Regions from separate parts of the Mus musculus genome. Here regions 2 and 3 are each linked to region 1. Evidence: chromatin loops called from intact Hi-C (ENCODE). Cell type or tissue: left cerebral cortex. All regions are shown on one strand.

What was found. A loop is a pair of places that touch in the nucleus more often than their neighbours do. Peaks named below come from ENCODE experiments on the same cell type or tissue, not always from the same donor. Only the 100,000 strongest peaks of a DNase experiment are listed, where the experiment ranks them.
Region 2: it touches region 1 in a loop (2.7-fold over the local background); 2 of 42 quality-filtered maps call a loop at or near these places.
Region 3: a loop joins it to region 1, with 7 times the contacts of the local background. A loop is called at or near these places in 15 of 42 quality-filtered maps.

The regions. Positions count from the first base shown.
Region 1 is chr15:56,690,898-56,698,897 of GRCm38, forward strand. It overlaps Has2 (hyaluronan synthase 2), which reads right to left and starts at 3,649. Exons shown (of 4, transcript NM_008216.3): 1 at 3,097-3,649. It overlaps Has2os (hyaluronan synthase 2, opposite strand), which reads left to right. Exons shown (of 4, transcript NR_002874.2): 2 at 2,717-2,871; 3 at 3,058-3,180; 4 at 3,466-3,563. In left cerebral cortex, a CTCF peak has its summit at 4,715 (motif pointing right); DNase peaks (open chromatin) are centred at 1,541, 2,139, 2,409, 3,589 and 2 more places; H3K4me3 peaks cover 2,211 bases.
Region 2 is chr15:57,174,381-57,182,380 of GRCm38, forward strand. No RefSeq gene overlaps it. Among named protein-coding and RNA genes, the nearest start is that of Gm26178, 61 kb to the right of the region's middle. In left cerebral cortex, a CTCF peak has its summit at 4,958 (motif pointing left); no DNase peak of the experiment used is centred here.
Region 3 is chr15:57,504,488-57,512,487 of GRCm38, forward strand. No RefSeq gene overlaps it. Among named protein-coding and RNA genes, the nearest start is that of Gm35627, 9.8 kb to the right of the region's middle. In left cerebral cortex, a CTCF peak has its summit at 4,224 (motif pointing left); DNase peaks (open chromatin) are centred at 4,222 and 7,717.

The DNA of each region.
Region 1 (8,000 bases):
CAGGAAGCTCTAAGCCCTATTCAGCTAATACAGGAGCTCCCAGGAGCTCTGTCCCTATCCTCACAGCTTCTAGAAGAACACAGCCTAGGTGTGCATGGCTGAAAAGAACTCAGAAAAGACACAGAGCTCATGTGTTAGTCTCTCAATACATTAATTTGTGGACTGCATATCATGCAAGATGCAGATAGTTAATAATACACAACTTCCTAGTATTCATTCATTCTCAGATTCAAAAGTATTTGTAATAGAAATCCCCAAAGGGAATCTCCACGTTGAATCCAAGATACAGACTTAATCCACAGTGCCAAAAAATCTTGGTTGGTACAGATAACGCAAAAGGAAAGGTAATTATGAAACTCAGTGCTGTGAAGTTACATCCTACAGAGTCAACAACAGAGAGTACGGCAAGCTAACTTGCTGTCTAGTAACTATTATCTCTTAATCACCCATTGGGCAAGTCCTCTTTTCCTGGACAACAGCAGCTGACTGTATATCGTATTTATTCAAATTTGATGCTAATCACTAATCGGTTACATATTTGGACTTTATATGCTTATGACTTCATTTGATAAAGTTTGGATTAAGCCTTAGCTATAACAGAAGCAATCTAGGTACAATGAATCTAATCAATACATTTACAATGCATGCCTCAAGTCAGCTAACTCTGGTAATGTGTATGGGAACAAGAATGGGAAAGATGATATTCCAGATACAAGGCTTTAGTTCAGAATCTCCATACAGGACTTGGGTTTGTCTAGAATTGCAAACACGTGACACATAACATATATACCACATCTGTGCTTTATGTCTACAAATTTTCACTGAAAATTAAAATGAAATTAAAATTAAAAACCTTTCTATCTACTAGAACACCTTTGGGAAAATTATTAATATGCAAGAAAAACACGATCTCATTTGAATTACTAATCTTACCTAGGAAGATGTAAACATTAAGTTTATGAATGAATCATTTTGCATAAGCTGCACGACAAAAGACAAAGATTTAAATTTTGGGTTCTTTTCAACCCAATTATTTTTTTTTTTTTTTTTGCAAAATGTAAAATGTCATCCATAAATAGGTTCCTGGGCTTGGATATGTGTTTTAGCTCATTCCACGGAAATACACCCTTCAATTAAAAACAAACAAACAAAAACAAAAACCGTATATTCTCAGGTCAAATATGTATTGACCATTCACATATTTATTCTTAAAAGAATCTATTAAAAAAAGCATCACACCTAGATTTAAAACCTCCAAAGGTACACTGCCTTACGCCTCTCTTCAGAGGGAAATCCCAGGCTAAGCCTTGAAATCTCCAATGGCCTGGGAAGCTGGTCTCCCCCACTTCAAGGAAGCCCATCTACTGTTTGCTTTACACTAAGCAGACCATGAGTAAGTGTATAAACTCTGGACTCTGGCTGGGGAGGGGAGGGGGAGCTTCCTAGCCAATCAGAGCCTCCAAATCTATTGCATCACACACCCCTCCCAGGGTGTGACATCAAATGCAATCCCAGCCCAGCCACGTGGGTTGAAGGAGTGTGTAGCGTTTCTGTGCAGCTGCTACAGAGACTCATTTGGCAGTAAAGGGTCCCAGGAGGTAGTGAAGTGAGATGGGCGGGGCGGGGCCTCCTGGGCTTCTACAAGTCCCAAGCCAGGACGCGGTTGTTGCAGCTGGCTATCTAGTGGCAAGGGTATCCGAGTCAGAATACTGTGCCCGGGAGTTTGGGGGATATCCAGAGAGGTGCTGGTGGAAACGGCACCTACACCTACGACTATGTAATGAGACCTGGGTCTTAGAAGCCTTCGTTCTCAGACACCGCCTATGCTTCCAGCCCTGTCTTAATGGTCCTTTCAGAGCTGTTTCCCCTGGGCTGCCTTTCTTGGGCCAGAGGAAGCCGCCTCTGTCGCCACGAAGTTCTCACCCTTACACAGACCCTCCTTTCAGACCCGCCCTCTGGTTCACCGGGACCGATTTCTAAGCCCTGGCTCACTCTGGGCGGGAACCACCGTGACGAATTCAGTCCAAGGTGTTGATTATCCCGTGTCTGGCTCTCTTCCCACCTCTTCCCAGGCTCCCAGGGCCCCTCGACCCCACATCGGACAAGGGGCTAGAGACAGAGTCCCCTAATCCCCCACACAACAGCGTCTCCAGCTGCAACGGAGGAAAGAAGCGCCAGCGTGCTCCGTGCCACGTCGGATTTGGCTCGGGACTTGGTGCAGCTGCGGGAGCGCAGCGCTGTCCGCGCGCACGCCCTGCCCAAGGGGTGCGGGCCGGCCGGCCAGCGCAAGGAGGGATGCGCGCTCTCTTCTCTCCCCCAGCGGCGAATGCCTGCGTGAGGGACCCCTTGCCCCAGGAAAGGCTTTCTCGGGGTGGCTGTGCCCGGATGCTCGCTGCCTGACACTTTAATGGAGTTTGGAAACTGCAAAGGAGTGGAGGCCCGGGAAAAGGGGGGAGTGGCTGAACCAGGATGGTAGCGCGAGGAGGTGGCGCAGGACTTTCCTTGGGGTCTCTTCCAGCCTAACGTAGCTGGAAACCCGGATCGTTTAACCCTTTCAGTCTAAGCCAAAATTGAGCGGTTTTGTTTGTACCCCCACCTCCACCCCCGCACAGAACTGTGCCAGGGTGTCCAGCCCACATACTGGTGGGAGGTGAGGGAGAAAGAAGGGAAGGGTAGGAAGGTAAGGACAGTTGTGGGATGAATTTTCCGTACACAGTGGAAATCCTTGTTTTCTGACTCCGGAGCCCCTTTGACGCTCGGGAAGATGCCCAGTGGAAAAGTACACCCCGGGACAATCAGCTTTCCTTGGCCACGCAAGTTACCTGTGCGCCCAGAGAGGCAGCGGATTTCACCGGATGATTAAAACCCAGGGTATGCTGCGAGACTTGATAGTGATTGGCAATATTCCCTCATGGGCAGTTTGTTGCGGGGGGGAGGGGGGGGAGTTGGGGGACACTTCAGACCTCAAATGTTTCTATAGAAACTAGGGGGTTTTTGTTGTTGGTTTTTTTTTTAAAGCTCTGTTGATAATTTCTTCTCTGCCCCCAATCTATCTAGGGAATTCAAAGTTCACCCAAACGCGTCTGTATAACGTACCTTGTTCAGCTCCTGCTCATAGACTCGTCCTCCGCCTGTCTGTGTGGTCCCGGAGGGTCGTGGAAGGAAGTTTCCAAAATTGAGGTAATAAGAAATCAGATGAATTTGAGACGACCGGCCAAAAAAAATAAGAAATTTAAAAACAACATTTAAAAAAAAAGATGGGGGAGCCTTAAATGCTTGGTTCTCCCCTCTTTGAGAAGAAATTTCACTAATATTCTCTTTTATTATTTCCGCTGCACTTAAGTCTTCTAATTCTTTTTGTTAAATGTGCTTTAAAAATAAATTAACTTTTCCCCCTGTTTTGCTATTTGCTCCAATCCCCTTCCCTCCGACGACACAAAATCTCTTTTCACATCAACCTACAAGCCGGGTCAAGACTCAGCAGAGTCTAGCAAGAGCAGAATGAAGAAGTCTTTGGCTGGTTCAAGTCCCCCGTTCAATGGGCTGCTCGAAGCCAGGACTGGGTAATTCTTTCCAGACGCCTTGACTTCTCCTTCTTCTTCGCTGTGGTTGCCTTTCTGCCTCCTCCAACTTAAGGGGGTCTTAACAAGTGAGCCGGTGGGTGTTTTAATAGGACGGAGGAGGGAGTGGGGGTGAGGGGAGTGGAGGAGGGAGGTGTAGACTGGGGAACCCGGAGGGGAGGGACTGGGCGGGATGGGAGGCGGGGAGGAGTGGGGGGAAGAGAGAGAAATTGGCCATTCAAAGCCCTCTCTGAGCTAGAGGCCGCTTCTAAACTCCAATGAATTCAATTAACTTGATTGTTAACGTGTGCTGAGAAACGCGGAGCACAGATGCTGACCACCGCCTGATACCTCTCCTCAGGCAGTGACCGCGGAGCGGGCAGCCCTGCTCTGCAAATATTGCTGAAGTCTGTCTGCGTTACAAGGATTCCCTCGACTTGATAAACTCCCCGTTGCATATAAATGATTTTAAGGCCAAACGGTTCTCTTAGGCTAAATCACTGCTCTTGGCGGAATACTGACTCTGTGTGTGTGTGCGCGTTGTGTGTGTGTGTGTGTGTGTGTGTGTACGTCCGTGCTACCTAGTTTGCTCCACAAATGGCCTAGGACGCTAAAAAGAGCGACTAGTTTGCCATTTGTTAACCCTTTCTTCCTCCCAGCTCTAAACTTTCTAAGCAAAAGGCAAATGTCAACGTCTCCCCCCCCCCCCCCCCGCAGTTTTCGCTGTGGGTGGGCTGGACACTGAAATGAGGAAAATTTTTAAATTTCTTTTTTTCTCATGATTCTCAGACATGAAAACATACAAAAGATTCTCGATTGGAAGTTTATAATAATGATGATAGCAATAAACCTGAGAAAGTGTACGGAAGCAGTCATCTCGTAAAACATCTGAAATTACTTTTGCCTCTTGACAGCCTTTTACTTAATGTTTTCAAAATACCATTTTAAAATTTCAATGACGCCAAGACTGGAGAGTTTTCTTTCTCGGGTTTTTTTTTTTTTTTTTTTTTTTTTTTTTTTTTTTTTCAACCTTAGGGCATCCGCGCCCTTTTCCCTTGATCCTTGCGGTCCCCGCCCCTGCCCCCACCCAAAGGAAAAGGTAAAAGGAAAAAAAAACTCAGAGAGCTACAATGGACACTAGGTGGCGCTGTTTAGGAAAAAATGAAAGCGGATTTACGCAGTAAGGCTAAAACTGAAATCTGCTAAAACCTTACTTGCCTTTTACTTCCTTTTCTGTTCTTCCCCACCCATCCCCTCCTTTCTTTTATTTCCCTTCTTCGTGCTCTTGATGTGGGCTTCGTTTGAGTTCTACCGCATCTTGATGCTGTATGGTATATGTGTTTCGGATAAGATCGGAATATAAATTTGGGCAATAGTTAAAGGTCAGACAAAAAGAGAAAAGTGGAATAAACCGGGAGTGAGGCTCGCAACATATCAGGCAGGTGTGGAGTTGAGGATTGTGAATAGGGATGCAGAGTGTGACTGCAACTCGCAGTTGTCAGCCGACCCATCCCCCACAAAGCTGGATCTGCAAAGCCAGTCCCCCCACCCCCGACCCTCACCTCCCCCCACACACCCAAACACAAGGCCATTTCACCTCTGGGAGCCATCACTTTGGTGGCTGACTTCATGCCACTCTGGGGAGACTTCCTCATTTCCCCCCCACAACTCTCTTGACTCTAGCCTTTGAACTCCCGCTTGAGGTGATTCAACTGTTGCAAAGACTGCCTTAAATTTCAGAGCGCAATTTCATCACACTTAATCAGACCTGAGCTTCCTGGTTTTTCATGGTCTGGGAAGTGGTAAATTGCTATTTTAAAGTATTACTCAACTTCTGCGCCGTGACTTATAATGTAAATTAAACTGAGTTGGGAGAAATTGTGGGATGCCAAGTCTCTACCTGTAAACTCCCCAGTGGCCTCATAGCTCCCATTTCTCTATCTCTAAATGCCTAAATGCCCACAAGCAAAGTTACTCTAACAGTTGCTTAATAGTGTTAAATCGTCCTTATGCTAACAGTTCAAGCAGCAGAACACCTAGTAAAACTAAGTTTCTTTATTAAAGAAAAACACATTTGTTGTTTCTTCCTTGTAATTCATAAGCCATAAAACAAAGTTGCATGCCCTCCGCCCCCCCCTCCCCCCAGCTGTAGGCAAGTATAAACTTTGGTTCTACATCTGTGCACTTCCCTGTCCTCACAGAGGCAAGAGAGAAAATACTAGCATAATTTAAAGCTAACAGTTAAAGTTCCCTATAAGCGAAGAGGGATCCACAATTCAAGAGTCCTTACACTCAGATCACACCTTTAATATTTATTGTCTGTGGGATTGGAAAGGCACTTCAGTTTTCTGGAAGTAGATGCTAGTGGAGAAAAAAAAATCAAAGAAAAGGAACGTTTATCGTTGATGCATTCATATTCTCTCTCTGTCTGTCTATCTCTTGAAAATATTTATAGTATCACATGTTGATACTGAAATTTATTGGTGTACTGGGTTATTCTGATGTCCAAATTATCACTACTAAACTATTTACAAAAACAATTAATCATTAGCACTATGTCCAAGCTTGTCCACTAATATATTTCGATACTGGAGCCTTTCATACACATCTTGAGGAATGCAAATTTCTCACGTGAGAATTTTTCTCCTGGATGTTTCGTGTTTCCAGCAGCAGGAGCAGCAGCAGCAGAGGCTGTCAGTTGCTGAAACTGTGCAGGCAGGTTTGCTTCATAGAGGGAAAAAATCATGAAGCTGAGCATTATTCGTGCACAGCCATAATCCCAGCTCTTAGAAGAATAAAGACCAATCTTGCCTACAGCGTGATACAAGAGTCAGTGAAAACAATGAACTGTTAGGAGTTTCCTCATTCAAGTAAAAAAAAAAAAATGTCCCAGGAGCTACATATCCATTACAGAAAGCAAACATATGGAACCCTTTCCACCTAGCAACCATGTAAGTAAGTGCACTGCAGAAAGCTTTTCCCACCCTGCGACATTGGTGGCTCACGCCTTTAATCCCAGCACTTGGGAGGCAAAGGCAGGCGGATTTCTGAGTTCGAGGCCAGCCTGCTCTACAGAGTGAGTTCCAGGATAGCCAGGACTACACAGAGAAACCCTGTCTCAAAAAAACAAAGCAAAACAAAACAAAAACAAAGCAGAAGGCTTTTCCCTGTGCATCTCACATCTTCACATATATTCTTAAAAGCTGGTAAAGTCAAGGGTTATAATTTACTCAGCAATTCCCACTACGTGATCCAGGGCTTTCTCAAATGAGACGGTCCTTTGCTCATGAGTGTGTCTGGGGGTCACTTCAGTGCAATGATGTTTTTTCTTCCTGAAAGTCTGGCAGGTTACCCACTACTCTCTGTGTCAAGGCAATGAGGAAGATAAAAACAATGTGTTAGAATCATTATAAGTATAGTTGATAGTCTTGAAGAGTCTTGGGTTCCTGCAAGGATTGAAAAAATACTATTTTATGTTATATATAGTAAATGCTGTAGTATGTGACTCTGTGTTCTTCTTGTTGATTTTACTTGCCGATAGACATAAGATGGCAAACTAGGAACAGAGATGTCCAGAGGGAATACTTAATGCTCCTTATGACAAAAAGACCCAGAGACTAGGACAAATATTAGAAAACTTTTGGCTTATTGTATGTGATTTAACATGTTTTTAATGACATTAATGAAGCAGAGAGTAGAGTTCAGAGAGGACCCCAGAAGGCTTTGCCCAGCCTAAAAAATTAACATGTGTAAAACATATGTATAAAACAAATGACAGCTGGGCAGTGGTGGTACACGCCTTTAATCCCAGCGCTTGGGAGGCAGAGGCAGGCAGATTTCTGAGTTCGAGGTCAGCCTGGTCTACAGAGTGAGTTCCAGGACAGCCAGGGCAACACAGAGAAACCGTGTCTCAAAAGAAAAAATAATAAAACATGACAAAAAAGAAATCTCGTGTCCATCCATCCCACGTGCATCTCCTTAAGTACATCCCTTCACTCCCTCTACCCTTCCCACCACCCTCCATGCCAGACACAATAAAACGAGCTTGCATCTTTACGTCACTCTCTGAGCGGACATTTTAGATGCTTATAAGACAAAGGACATGGAGAGTTGAATGTAGAACTAATGGAACAGATATAGCATGTGCACAAAAAGCCAAAATGCTGGAGGTGTATGTCATAAAAGCTCTGGTTCTTCCTGCCCCTTCTCAACCTGCACCAGCCAGCTTCCTCCCTCAAAACCGAGTTCTTGCTTAATAAATCCCCTTGCTTTGCTTGGTAATGTCTACATGTTTGCCCTATTTGCTGTTCAGGGACAGAAGAATTAGAACCACTCTGGAAGAAGCCCTTCTCTCTGAACCTTGATATAAATCAGTATCACTTTGTATACTGAATAAGAACTAAAACACAGCACTTCCCTGGTCTACAAATGTTGACATTT
Region 2 (8,000 bases), 480 kb after region 1:
TCTGCTGTCATGCTCCCTGCCATGATGGTCATAGACTCACCTCCTGAAATTTCAGGCAACCCCCCAACCCCCAGTTAAACATGTCTCTACATGGCAATAGAAAAAAATAACCAAGATAAACTCTAGGAAAAGAAAATAATTTTGAAAACGAATAACTAAGAAAGACAAAGAAATATTTCACCCATCAGTAACAGAAAAGCCCTTTAGCAAAATCTAATATCCCTTCATGATAAAAGCCCTAGAAAGACTACAAAGGACATTCCTTAAGATAAAGGTAATTTCTAACAACCCTAGAGCCAACAACATCCTAAACAGAGAAAAACTCAAAAGATTTCCACCAAAATCATGAACAAGACAGGGATGTCCACTCTTCTATTCCTGTTCAATATAGAACTTTAAGTCTTAGCTAAATCAATAAGACAACTGAAGGAGATCAAGGGAAAAAAATAGAAAAGTGAGAAGTCCAAGTATCCTTATTTGAAGGCATTAAAATTTAACACATGAAAGACACTGAAGACTTCTATAGGAACTGTCTACAGCTGATAAATACATTCAGTAATGTAGCAGGATACAAAACACACAAAATATCATGCAAAAATTAGTAGCCATCCTATATATCATTGACAAACTACTAAGGAAAATAAAAAGGGAAACACCTTTCACACTAGTCTCAAAGAAATGAAATAATTCTAACCAAGTAAGTGAAATACTTGAATAATAAAATTCTTAAAACATTGAAGAAAGAAATTGAAGAAGACCCAGAAGATAGAAAATCTCCTGTTAATCCATATGATTAATATTGTAAAAATGACCATCCTATAAAAGCTAATCTACAGATTCAATGCAATCCCCCACAAGTTTCCTATAATTCCATATGCATTGAAGAAGCTATTTATATTCATCATGTACCCATCACTTTCTCATCTTTCCATCGTGTAATATCATTACAGGTGCATCACACTCTGATCATTATTGGTGGTGGATCTTTCGGTTTCTTCCAATTGGGGGGCATTGTGACAAAAGCTGTTGTGAACACATGAATATCACTATATCCTCCTCTTAGGGAAATATGTATAGAAAAATAGAAAAAATACTTGAGTTATAAGATAGTCATAGGTTTAATTTTATTATTTAAATTTTTTCATACAATATATTTTTACTATAATCTTTCTCTCCCATAACTGCTCTCATGTCCTTCCTACATCCCTACACACCCAACTTCATGTTCTCACTGTCAAAAAAGAAACACAGGCAAACAAAAATGAACAAAATTTAAAACATCTGAACAAAAAATAAGAAAAGAAAATCAGTATTCCAAAAAGAAAATTAAAACAAAAGGCACTCGTATAAAACCTATGGAGCCTACTTTAAATTAGCCAATATCTCCTGAGCATGGGGCCTGCCCTGAAATATATTTGATATACCCAGTGATATATATATATATACCCAGTGACATCCATGCTGGGATTTTGCCTGGCTTGAACCTGTGCAGGCCTGCGAGCTCCATGTTCCTAAATATTCATTTTATAGCCTTTCAATAAAAAGTACTAGCTGTGAAAATGAGCTTATATAATCAAATGACCAAAACAATCAATTCCTGGTTCACTGCTACAACAGACGGAAAGAAATTAACATGTTTCCTCTTCCCCATGAAGCGATAATTCATACTTTCTATATTTACATTTCACAATATAGGACAAGCATGCTCCGTAGTAGACTAAGTGAAACCCTTAAAATTCTGTAACCAGTTGTCTCACATGCTAATCTAGACGTCTGGACTCGGTAAACGTGGCTCACTAAATGCCCCTTCCTTCAGAACAGACATCAGGGGAAACATGGAGACAGTGGATTTCCCATACACTTTTATCAGAGCCTGGGGGGGGGGGGCAGGAAGAACTGGGGAAAGTGATAGTAAACAGCCTAAACAGTTGACAAGCTTTATGGTTCTTTTAATAACTAAGTGTAGGCAGAAATCATTACGGGGAGTATCCAGCACCTTCTGTGAGTGTCTGTTGCTCCATCATCATTCCAGTATTCTCAGATAGTCTTCCTCAAAAACACTCAATTTAAGTACTATAGTATGACATTGAGCCAACATAGCAGCATCCTAACACATAAGGATGACTCCCCCTAATGCTGCTTGGCCCCTGTGGTTCCTAGTGCCCTCTAGGTCATTCATTTTTAGATATAGAAACCTGGTTCGAAGTTTCAATTGTTTTTCATTAATGATTTACATTTTGTCCTGGTCCTTGAAGATTCTGTACAAACCTGTTGCCTGACACTGAAGCTAGGGGAGCTATCATTTATCTCTGCTATTCATACAAATTGTGAAAATTTGGGTGGTGAGGTCTAGAAAGAAAGGATTTCACGTAGCCCTGAGACACTTGTTTCCCACTGGCTGCCTTCGGATTTTGAATGGCTTACTGCCTTCAAGGACACTCTCCATGTAAAAATGAATTTAAACTGTTTGTCTGTGTCTGATTTCTAGCTGAGAAACACGCAGTGGGAAAATATGCAATGGGAGAGGGTTTTGGTTTAGTATGTTAAATCCACAACTTTATCACTCTATTGTAATAAAACATATTTATCACACACACACAAACACATGTACACCCATACCCACATGCACACCCACATGCATGCACACCAAACCTTGTTTCCCTGGTTTTCCAATTGCCAGCATGAATATTTGTTTTCAGCCTAGTTATTGAAAATGAGCAGGTATCATTCAAAGGATTATACTAGGACCCAGACACACACAGAGACACACACATAGAGACACAGAGACAACAGACATATACACATAAACATACACACAGACACACAGAGAGAGACACACACAGATACACACAGAGAGACACAGAGACAACAGACAAAGACACCCACACACATAAATACAAAACACACACAGACACACAAACACACACACACAGACACACACACAAACACAGGCACACACAGACACAGACACAGAGACACACAGACAGCAAACACATACACGCCGACACAGAGACACAGACACACAGACACACAGACACACAAGCACAGGCACACATGCACACACAGAGACACACACACACACACACACGGCTTTATCGTAAGTAACATGAATACTTCTTGTTTTCATCCTAGATATTAAAAAAAGCAGGTACTATTCAAAGAATCAAACAATACCTAAGAAACCTTGATATCCCAGGTAGGTAAAGGGTAAAACAGAGTTGAAGAGAGCTCAAATTTACAGGAGAAATTTGCCATTTGAACGGCCTGGAAAGGCATCTTCATATTTAAATCAGTATTCATTAATTTCTTCCTACTGCTTGAGGTAAATTAATCTGAAGATGACCCAAGGGCTTTAATTTTGTTTTCACTCTTTTTAACATTGTCTTCTTTGAAGGCCCCACTATATTGCTGCTATAGAGACCATTCTTTCCTCTAAAGTGTACTGTCTGTGTTTTAAGCAATAGAAAGATCTCTCATTCTACTAGAAGAGGTAGATTTGTAATCAGAGGTATGATTGATCTTCCCCAGATCAAACGTCAGAGTATGTCACATATCCTGGTAGGTTCTGGCTTCCACATATGAGCAAAAATGTCTACTTTAAAAAAACCCAAATCGGGCTGGTGAGATGGCTCAGTGGGTAAGAGCACCCGACTGCTCTTCCGAAGGTCCAGAGTTCAAATCCCAGCAACCACATGGTGGCTCACAACCATCCATAATGAGATCTGACTCCCTCTTCTGGAGTGTCTGAAGACAGCTACAATGTACTTCCATGTAATAAATAAATAAATAAATAAATAAATAAATAAATCTTAAAAAAAAACCCAAATCATCAAAGCATCATTTATTTGTAGAAAAACAATGAATATATTAATATGCCAAAAATTCTTTAATGGTGATTAATATTAACATTAATATTTCATTAATAAAACATGTAGGCTTAGTGTTAAAGAGATACACATGAACACCCACAACAATGTGAAGTTCTTTATTTCATTTAATTAACATGCCTCTTACTATAATTTATCCTAAATGAGAAAAACGATATGTTTTAATTGTTATTAGGATACTAAATAATAGCTGCACATATTAGTACTACATTATATAAAAATTCATAAGTACATTAAGATGTAGATTTCACATGTAGAGAAATTTATATCCCTTTCCATTGTTATCATATTATATTTATTTTCTATAGATGAAGAGCAATTTCACAATCTGAAAATTCACAGAGCAATGATTATGAAAATTCTAATATTAACAGTAAGTGAATACTGTCAGTTGTCTATGTAAATAGCTACCTAGTCTGAGTTCTGTATTTACCACCACATTAAATTGAGACAATGTCCAAAACAGGGTTTAGATGTCAGCATAAACCTCTAAAGATCATTTTTTGTTTTGGTTTGGTTTTTTGAGTTTTTTTGTTTTCCAGGACAGGGCTTCTCTGTATAGCCCTGGGTGTCCTGGAACTCACTCTGTAGACCAGGCTGGCCTCGAACTCAGAAATCTGCCTGCCTCTGCCTCCCGAGTGCTGGGATGATCATTTTTTTAAAGATCATTTAGCTTATAAAATCTAAACATCACCGAGTGACCGTTTTCCTCATCAAAATAGTTTTCTTTTTAATTTTGTGAATGTGCATGCCATTTTATATTAATTTCTTTTCAAACCTTTTTAAATTCTTTATAATGTTGTCAGTATTTTAGCATTTTTAGAATATTTTCAAAACTTTGCTGGTTAAAATTTGACTTCATTTCCATGTTTATTTGTAAACAAATCCTGTTCATTTTCTAACTATTGAGAGAATTCTCAAAAAATAATACTAACATGTATGATTTTTACTGTGTTTCAAGACATCTGCAGTCACTTGGCCAGTTTTTATTTTGCTAGTTAAAGAGCACTGAGTATTCTGTACAAGTCTCTGCAGGTGGAAATTGAAACCCATGTAGATCAAGGGTCCCCTCTGCTGGCAGAAATATGGACCAGAAATCAATTCAAAACACCCAACCTGGCCTACCTGTAACAGGAAGGTTAGAAGGCAGAGAGGAGTGGATCTCAGAGGCACGAGCAGAAGGCTCAGGCAGCAGAAGGAAGATTTCTAAGTGCTATCATTTTAATGAAAGCTCTATAACTTCACTTTACACATGTCAATCTAATCATTTGAATTCCTTTATATTTTATAGGCAGATCAATCATTTGGGTCAAGATGATTAGGAAAAAGAAACTTATTGTTTAGGTAAATTATGTTTTGAACAAAGATCTCTTAGAAAATTGTCACCATATTAATTTCAGATATTAAAAACCTAAGATTTCAAAAGTTTCAGGTTCCAACCACAATTTTAATCTAAGCTTTCCTTACAATAGTTTCATTACTTTCATTAACTCAGTTATACATTCAGCAAATATATATATATATATATATATATATATATATATATATATATATATATGAACGAATGATTTTTGCTAAATGCCTATGGTATCACAAATTACTGTAATTTTAGATAATGGTAAAGAGAGGTAATATTGTGGTTTGATTCCACTGTGCCAGCAGAAGTGAGACTTAAGAAGGTAGAAAGTGTTCAGGAAGTATCAGAAAAAAAAAGCCCCCTTTGATCAGACTTTGGCCAAATGAAATATGGATCTAAGGGAAAGACTGCAGGAAGTGAATAACATGATTGGTGTGACTCAAATCCAAAGGACTAATACATAAAAGAATCGGGGAGTGAGCATTGGTTAGTAGTTTTTATTGAAGAAATGCAGCATTGTCAGGATTGTGGTAGGTTTCTGGAGTTGGTGAGGCATTGTTTTAGATAAGAAATACCAGTAAAAATAGTCACAGTAGATTACCAAAAATGATCTAACATAACAGCCTTCAGGATGCCGTGTTGGCAAAAGAAAGAGGAATCCTTAAGAGCTTTTCAGAGGAAATATGTTTTGTTGCATAATATCACATGAAAAAGAAAGGAATTTAAAGTCAGAAGTGTATTTTACAGGAAGGAACCTATTTCTGTTTTATGTGTTGATTGTAAAGTTCTGAGATTTCTTTCTTTATATTATAATGGATTATCCCTGCTACTGCTCTGCCTCAGACTCCGGCAGCTTTCGTTGATGATTATTGACAGGGTCATCACACTCTGAAGTGAAAATCCTTCCAAATCAGATGTTGTCTATGTATTTGCTTAAATTCATTATTCCCATCCTGCTTTTTATCAACCTGTAGCAAGTAGCAAAATGCACCAGTGCTATGCTGGAAGATAAATAACTCCAGTATCAAAAAGGAAGGAGTCTGTGCACAGTTGTACTAACCAAGGAGAATAGGACTAAGAAAGAGCTAAAGTCTCTGGTTTTTAATATCCAAGACTAGGGTTTGTTTGTTTATTTGTTTATTCATTCATTCAGTCAATTTAAAGAGAACATTTGTAGCTATTCCAGACAATTCCAACAGATCCTAGTAGTAAAGCCAGTACTTAGGCAGGGATATTCACTCTTCTCAAAAAACAACAATAAATCCCAAATAACTGTGCTCATGGTTTTAGTCCTTTGTCTATTTGTACCTGGTGCAACTCACCTTTCCCCCATATTTTCAGTTCCGTATACATCCCTACGTCATCAAAAACCAGTCATCTATATTAAAGTTAGACTAAGTTTGCCCTGCTCTCAATGTGCCCTACGATCCATGTGTTGAAAGCTCATCTCCATTTGGTGGCATTGGAAATTGAGGCCTTTAGGTGGAGATTAAGACATGGACACGCCATTCTAATAAATGGACTGTCTTATAAAAACACTGGGAGGACCTAATCCCAGAGTTTTTTCTTCTGTTTTTTCATTCACACAAAGATAAAGAATTTGCTTCTCAGGAGGAGGCAGCAAATGCATTTTCTTGGTCTCCAGAAGGCACAGACAAGAACTTCCAAGACACTGCCTGAACCATGACCATGGCTTCCCAGCCTCTAGTATTGTGATAGACAAATGTTTTTCTTTATAAATATTTGTGTCATGTGTTTTATCTATAAATGATCTGAGAAAATTTATTGAGTGACCCAATGATGTTCCACAGGAAACTTTCTAAACTCAGGATAACAAAGTGTCTTAGAAAGGGAATAGGCTATAATGCCATAAAGCAGAGAAAGACTGAAATATAGGCGGGGCAGTGGTGGCACATACCTTTAATTCCAGCACTTGGGAGGCAGTGGCAGGTGAATTTCTGAGTTCAAGGCCAGCCTGGTCTACAGAGTGAGTTTCATGAGAGCCAGGGCTACACAGAGAAACCCTGTCTCAAAAAACCTAACAACAGAAACAACAACAAAAAACCTGAAATATAAACAACTGAAGGTTTGAATTATCACTCCTGTAACAGAGATCATGTTGTCAGAGATCATGGTGGACAGGCTATTACACTCTGTAAGTTTGATCAATGTTCCAAATTAACTCTTTTTTCTAACTTTACTCAGGAGTTTGGCATATTATCCGTGCCATTTTAACATTTATTGCTGGGGGGGGGGGGGGCTGGCTAAGTTGATAAATTACTCACAACACACATGAAAGTTATAGAGTTTGATTTTCCAGAACCTACATATAAGGTAGTTAGGCACTGTGACAACACAACATCCCAACAATAGGGGGGAATAGACAGAGGATTCTCATGACAAACTGACTTCCTAGGCTAGCCAATCAGCACTCTGAGATCAAATGAGGAAGTGAGAAGTCCGTTGTTTGTTTGTTTGTTTGTTTGTTTGTTTATTCTTTATTTTAATTAGGTATTTTCTTTTTTTTAATTTTTATTTTTTTTTATTAGGTATTTTCCTCATTTACATTTTCAATGCTATCCCAAAGGTCCCCCATACCCACCCCCCCAATCCCCTACCCACCCACTCCCCCTTTTTGGCCCTGGCATTCCCCTGTACTGGGGCATATAAAGTTTGCAAGTCCAATGGGCCTCTCTTTGCAGTGATGGCCGACTAGGCCATCTTTTGATACATATGCAGCTAAAGACAAGAGCTCC
Region 3 (8,000 bases), 810 kb after region 1:
GGCAGGCTCAGACTGTACTCTGCACATACCGGAGAGAAGGGACAGGGAACATGGACTCTGGCGAGCACTGATCCACAAAGGATCTTGCTTTTACTGGACTTGGTACTTAAGAGCCACAGCACAGGCTCCACACCATGAACGTGCAAAATCTTACTAGAACCAGGCTGGGCCCTGGTGCGACATAAAGGTGACAGGCAGTGTTTGGGGGACCCGCTGGGACAGAACAGTGATGGGCAGCTGGAGAGCAGACTGGCAACAAGGACAGAAAATAACCTGCACCTTTGAAGGCAGACTAAGTACTCAGACTGCTCCTTTGGAAGGAGCTCTAGTTACATGCACGGCAAAGTTGAGAGGAAAACAAATGGCCACTTGAAGTGACACAGGCTAAAAGAGTCAGAATATAGCTTTAACCCTCCTCCAGCACACCAGAATCTAAAATTCATTCCATCACATCATGAGTTTCGTTGCTATCAAGTGAGAACCCACAATATATGACAGGTAAGCCAATGTGCAGAGAGGACTGTGGCTTGGAAAATGTGGTGGGCCCTGGCACAATGCCACAACTCTACAGAAAGAACAAGACCCGCATGCAAAAGAACATTTTTGGAACTGTCATTGGAGTGGTTTGTACAAAGACCACATGGGTCCCTGGGTCTTGTGTTTTAGACTATAAATGCCCCCCCCCATGCTAAAGGTTTGGTCACTTGTGCCCTGGGGGCCAGAAGTGAGCTGGTGCAGAGTTCACTACACAGACTCTAGGAGCAGATGAGAAACATTGCAGCAAGCTCATCTGAATGCTGCTCCAAGTTCCTTTAATACCCTCCACCCATGCCCCATTGGTCCCAAGAAAGCATCTTTTCTAAACAGCAGTCCCTGATTACCTGGAATTATCAGCAATCCTTGGTCTCTCAGGCAGTCTTCAATTAGATCTTCCTGCAGGAGATGCTTTTGTGGCTCTGTGGCCCCTGGTGCTTATGTAGAGGTTAGAGGTGGCCCCACTGTCCCTGCTACAGTCACTCTCCCGTGGTGCTATGTGGAGGAGGTGGAAGCTTTCAGAGTGGAGTCTAGAAGAAAGTTAAGTCCTTGGGAGAGTTCCTTTATGGGAGATCATGGGAGCCTGGCTTTTCCCTGTCTCTGTTTCCTGGCTGTTGTGAGGTAGACAGGTCCCTCCGATCACAAGTTTTCCCCAGGATGAACTGTGCTGCTGCAGGTGCAGAATGATGTCCAGGTAGTCTCTGAAGCCATGAGCCAACATCTTTCTTATAAGCTGATGATCCCCTCCCCCAACATTTCATCATAGTGACAGACAGCTGACTAACACACAAGGAGGCATGAACAATCACTATGAAGCTTGCACAGACACAACAAGTCTGAGAAGAGGGATAAGAACTGCTGTGACTCCTTCAATCCCTTCTCCAACTCCTCCATCGGGAGCCCCATACTCAGTCCAAATGTTGGCTGCAAGCATCTGCCTCTGTATTTGTCAGGGACTGAAGGAACTGAGGGGGTTTGCAGCACCATGAGGAGCAACAGTGTCAACCAGCCAGACCCAGGGACTGAACCACCAACCAAAGAGTATACATGGAGGGACCCATGGCGCTGGCCACATATGTGACAGAGGATGGCCTTGTTGGACATCAGTAGAAGGAGCAGCCCTTGGGCCTGAGGGCTGATGCCCCAGTGTAGGGGAATGCCAGGGCTGGGGAAGAGGGGAGTAGGTAGGTGGGTGGGGGAGCACCCTCATAGAGGCGGGAGGGCAGGGAGGGATGGGGGTTCCACAGGGGAGACTTGGAAATGGGGAAACATTTTGAAATGTAAATAAAGAAAATATCCAATTAAAAAAGAAAGAGAGAGAAAGAGAAGGAAGGAAGGAAGGGAGGGAGGGAGGGAGGGAGGGAGGGAGGGAGGGAGGGAGGGAGGGAGAGAGAGAGAGAGAGAGAGAGAGAGAGAGAGAGAAAGAAAGAAAGAAAGAAAGAAAGAAAGAAAGAAAGAAAGAAAGAAAGAAAGAAAGAGAGAGAGAGAGGGGGGAGGGAAGGAAGGAAGGAAGGAAGGAAGGAAGGAAGGAAGGAAGGAGGGAGGGAGGAAGAAAGGAGGGAGGGAGGGAGAGAGAGAAAGCGAGAAAGCAAGTGAGAGAGAGAGAGAAAGAAAGAGAGAAAGAAAGAAAGAAGGAAAGAAAGAAAGAAAGAAAGAAAGAAAGAAAGAAAGAAAGAAAGAAAGAAAGAGAGAGAGAGAGAGAGTGTGGGGGGGGAAGGAAGGAAGGAAGGAAGGAAGGAAGGAAGGAAGGAAGGAAGGAAGGAAGGAAGGATTTGCTGTGTCTGGGGAGAGAGGAGATTCTGGTGGAAGGACAGAGACCCAGATCCAGGAGTGGTCACAGCATAGTCAGGGGACTGAGAGTGTACTCATCTGACGAGAGCTGTGATATACATGAGACAGGAACAGAGAGATCTGGTACAGCCATGGTTATCACTAAGTGTTTGTTTATAGGCTTTGAAGGGGTAGGAAATACTGCCAATTTAATCCAATCCATGCCTCTTACATGCTAGACATTTTCTCTGAACTACTGCAAAATTTCTCAACCTGAACACTCTTGGCCTTCAGGGGTAGGACATTCACTAGTTAATGCAGAGTCTTGGGATATATTTGGTAGCCCCCCCCCCCCCCCCCGCCGACATCTACCACAACACGCCAACAGAACTTATTGCCAGTTCTAACAGCCATAAATGCCCTGACGTTGCTAACTGCTCTTTCCAAAGCAAAACTACTGGAGAGCTATATGCTCTAATGCAAGTTTCACATCATGAGATGATTGCTATTGCCAGCTCTAACTTATAGAGGAAGAAACTGAGGCATTGGGGAGGAACACAAGGAGCCCAAGTTCATTGGGTTTGTAAGCAGACCATTAGGAAACTTCCATAGACCTGGGTGTCGTGGCATAAGGCTGTAATCCTGACACTCAGAAAGCTAAGGCAAGAGGATCTCGAGTTCAAAGGTCAAGGTTGGAGAGATGGCTGATGGATAAAGCAATTGCCATGCAAGCTTGAGAATCAGAGTTCTGATTTCTAAAACCCACATAAAATCAGGGCAGACATAACCTGCTGTAAACCAGGGAGTTGGCAAGCAGAAATGGGATCCTAGCGTATGCTGGCTAGTCAGGCCAGTCAGAACCATTAAGTTCTGGTTCGATGGGAGACCCTGCCTCAATAAATAAAATGAATAGCTATGGAGAAAGACAGCTGACATCAACTTCGAGGACCCCATATGCACATAGCTATACATTTGTATACATGTGTAACCTCATACTCCTGTGTACTCACACATATGAAGACATACATTCACATGCAAAAATCAGCTCTAACATCGTCACCTCGCAATTCTTCCTATTTATGAAACAACTCCTTTGAATACATGTGGTGACAACTCCTATTTATCAATTGCGTATGCCCTAAATTGATGATAATCTTTGCCCTTTGTTCTCACTGTTGCCCTTGGTTATATCAGCATCATGGATCACCATGTCTCAGGTCAAGTTAGGGCTACTCTCCCCTCCAGATACCTCACAAATCTCCATGCACTGTGGTACTATGATCATCAGAGAGGTTTAATCACACGGAAGCTTGGGGCATCATCAAGTGCATAAGAAGCCTACCATGAATGATAACCAACATCGTCACTTCCAATTTAGACATCAGGAACAGTTATCCAAATCTCTGCCTTTGCCATTCTCCCTAAAGGCTCAATGATTAACCCTGACTGTCAATCCAGAGGTATGTCTGTAAGCATGCTTCCAGAAAGATTTAACTGAAATCTAAAGACCCATTCTGAGTGTGGGTGGCATCATGGGCTAAGGTCTGAGACCAAATGAAAATGGAAAAGAGAAGTGACCAGCTGAGCCTCATCACCCACCTCTCTATTTCATCACTTCAGATGCAATGTCACTCACTAGTCACCCGGGCTCCTTGTACTATGCCTTCTGCACTGTGACGGACCTTGCCCTAAAACTGTAGGCCAAAATATACTATTCTTTAAGATGGTTTGTAATGTATTTTCTCACAGCAAAGAGAGAAGTGACAAATCCATCAGCTTGAAAATCTGAAGAGGACACAAGTGACTGAAAAACAGAGTTTGGTCAAGCTAACCTGTGAGCCTGTCCAGAGACCATGAACCAAAACAACACTACTAGAGCTTGTATTGCTGCCTCTCCGTTGTGCTTTGGTGCCCTCTGCTGGCCTTGAAATTCACTGCTAGAAAGTAGTGTATATAAGCAGGCAGTAAAATTGCCCTACAATTACATCCATCCAGACCCAGGTGTGTGTGTGTGTGTGTGTGTGTGTGTGTGTGTGTGTGTGTGTGTGTGTGTGTGTGTGTACGCTGAAAGAAAAATCTTTCAGAAAGAATGCTTAAAATTAAGAATTTATTACTGAGACGCCCCGATGAGCTAGACTTTGTCTATGTGTTTCCTTGCTTAATACATTTATACTGGCAGGAAGCGTGTGGCTAAAAAGCAGTGGGGCTGCCAGACAGTGGAGGACCTGGAGGCCAGCAGAGGACAAGGACAGATCGCTGCACACATGTACACCGTTATGCACACTTATTCTGGTGTACTAAGAGATAGATAGATGGATTACTTCCGTTTTAGGCATATCCACATTCGGCATCTTTTAGGTTTTGCATTTCACATCTGAAAAGTGTTGGAGGATCTCCTGAGAGCAAAGGCACAGAGTCATGGCAGAAGATATCCATTAAGCTTCTCCTTCCCATAATTCATTTCGTCTGACAAGGTCTGTTTGCACCCTGTTTCATTAAGCCTGAGAAGCTGGGCGGCTGGTCCGGCAGCAACACGACCAGACCACTCGTTCTCCACCTCTGGCTCCACAGCAGGGCTTCGCCTCAGTGAGATGCAGGCACCAGGGCTAGCGTTCTGAATTCCCTGGCCGTGCCACGGACACCGTGGACACTGCTTCACACTGTCATCATCTGAGTGACCTTGCTGCTGCCTGAGAAGAGACCTCTGTCTTGGACGAGGAAGATGGTTGGGTGCTGAAGACAAAAACCACACTGGCTTTCCCGGGGCCATTCAGTTGCTCTGAATCCAGTGAAAACAAGCAGTTTGCCATCTGGTCATCGCCCTGGGGCTGAGGTGTCAATCCCCTGTCCTTCATCCTGCCCTTCTTAGAAAAACACAGGCCCTGGGTGGTCCAGATGGCTGCAGGCCTTTGCACAATGAACAGAGACCGGCTGATACACATGACTCCCTCTGCCCCAGGAAGTCCTCCCATACAAAAATACATTAGAGAGACGTTCCTCCTGAACGATTTGTTAGAGTCAACCACTTCTGGGAAGGGAAACTTGAAAGACCCTAGAAACTATACAAACCCCGCCCCCAGCTCCTGCAGATGAATGAGGTTGGCATGCCGACAACCTGTGGTACTTGTACGGCCCATTCATCCCATGGAGATCCTCAAAGTGTTTTCCCACCAGAAGAAAAGGAGAGCATTTCAATAATGAACTTTAATGAATCTCAAGCTGTTTCCTCCTTTCCCTTGTCACTTCTTACCCTCGACACAGTTGTCTGTAGAAACTCTCTTCTTGGGCTCAGTACAGTAACCAAGCTATCACCAGCTCACACCCAATGCACAGTGTCCAGCAGCCCGGGAGAAGGAAAATCCCATGGAAGAGTACAGAAGTCACGTCTGAGTAGGAGGGATGGTTACTGCAGGCCTCCAAAGCCCACAGCAGCAAGGACACTAACAGGAACCTCAGAAATCTTCAAGGTCACCAGGTCATTACTGGCTTAGTCCAAACTCTCTTCAGTGTACACGGAGAAATGGAAAAACATTAAACACGATGAAAAGTGGCCAAAAAAGTAATATTTAAAGACATCATTTAAAATGTAAACTGTGGTACGAATTCTAATATATGTGACTGGGGAGAGTCACCCAACTCCTCTAAGCCTTATTTTCATTGCATATAAAATAACTTAGAAAAAAAAAACGATTAAAGGGATAGTTCTCAGAGCTTGGTGGCCTGAGAGTGTGATCTCGGGCACTCAGGAGTCTGAGAGATCAGGACCACACGCTTGTCCAGAAAAGCTTCAGAGTGAATTCAACACCAGCCTAGGAGGATAGTATGGAGCACTTATCTAGCATGCACAAAACCCTGGGTTCAATTCCAGTATGGCAAAATAAATAAAAGGGTTAGCATGGTAATATGCAATTCATGAATATATTTACTGAGGGTTTGTTGTTATTATTGTTGGAGGGACTTTTTGGTTTTTAGTTGGAGGGGTTGTTGTTTACCTGAGATGGAGTCTCATGTGCCCACAAGCCAGTCTGAACTTTCTACACAGGTTAGAATGACCTTGAACTTCTGACTCTTGAACTTCCATCCCAAGGGCTGGGATTATAGGCACTCCCAGTTCTTCACTAATATGCTTTCCTGACATATAAGAATCAATAGTAAATGTTAGCACCTAATAAATAATGAAATGCTAATACATTAAACTATGTTAACATTAATATCGATATCAATATGGAACATTAATGTTGATGTTATTATTTATATACATATTACTACGACTACAGAGGTCAAAGTAATGAGTACAGGGTTCACCTTTGTTCACATTTATGATAGGAATTCTCAATTTTAGTGCGACTGGTGCTTTGAACTTATTGACTCTATTTGGTTCCAATACAGCTATCCTGTGTATTGTAAATTTCTAACAGCGGACATGTGTTTATACCTAAGATCCATGAACAACAGCTTTCCACCCATTCTGATAACTCAAAATGTCTCCGGGTGTTGTCCATGTCTCCTAGCAGAGGGCAAGCCCTACTCTACCAGACCCTGTACTGGCTACTAGTATAGCAGCTTGACTTGATGTTTTCCACTTTTTAGTGACAAAATTAAAAGAGGAATCAAGCCGGGTGGTGGTGGCGCACGCCTTTAATCCCAGCACTTGGAAGGCAGAGGAAGGCAGATTTCTGAGTTCGAGGCCAGCCTGGTCTACAAAGTGAGTTCCAGGACAGCCAGGGCTACACAGAAAAAAAAAGGGGGGGGGAGTCAATATTTCAGAATTAAAAGAGGAGGCCAAGAGGTCTAGCATCAACTGTGGTGCCCTAACTCGGGGTGCAGCCTCTGACCTAATCTCATCCAGAGAAACAATCTTGAGATCCTTAGCTCCAGTGTGGGCAAAGAGAAACAGTGGAAGAACACAGCTGACTTTCCAGGGTAAACAAACCTAGATCCATACCAGGAAATAGCAGTTCAACAGCTTGCATGGAATTTCTGCCTTGGGATGCAACGCATCTGGCTGAAACAATGCAGTTTTTTGGTGACTGAAAGCGGAAGGGAAGAGGGTACTTGTCAGTGTGGCTGTCCAAGGAGGCTCTTCTCATCTGATGGGTTTGGAGAAGAAGAAAAATGGAAACAGGTTTGTTTCCTTCTGCTTCACGTAACATCTTGGATGCTAAGATTAGTTGGAAGCGGAGTAAACGCGCTAAGTAAACGTGCACTAAGACCCAGCTCCGACGATGATTGGTTGGACTTCTCTGAATGAATCATTGTCTCCTCCAGGCTCCTTATCTGGTTATGCCAGGTAACACACTGGCCTTGAGCAGCTGGTCACGGGATGTGCAGAAGAGAGAACTGCTTGAAAGACAGAAACATCTGCCTCATTGGAAGGAGAGTCGTGACACCTTCCTCCATTACAGAACTGGGTTTTGAGGGCTTAGCACTAAGATTCCCAGTGTGGGAGGAATCCAGCCACCCTGACTGATGAGAACAGCCACTTGTGTGTTTTTCTGCACGATCTTGGAGTTCTGAAGCCTTACTTCTGTCCCTCTGCTTCACTGGAAGATGAATTTCTAGGAAGAGCCTTGGAATATGATTATGTGTAAGAGATAAAACCTAATTTTAGCTCAACACTTAACTACTACCAAACCTTGAAAATAAAAAAACTCTCACTGTTGTCTAATTCTATGCCCCTACTTGTAAAATCCTCT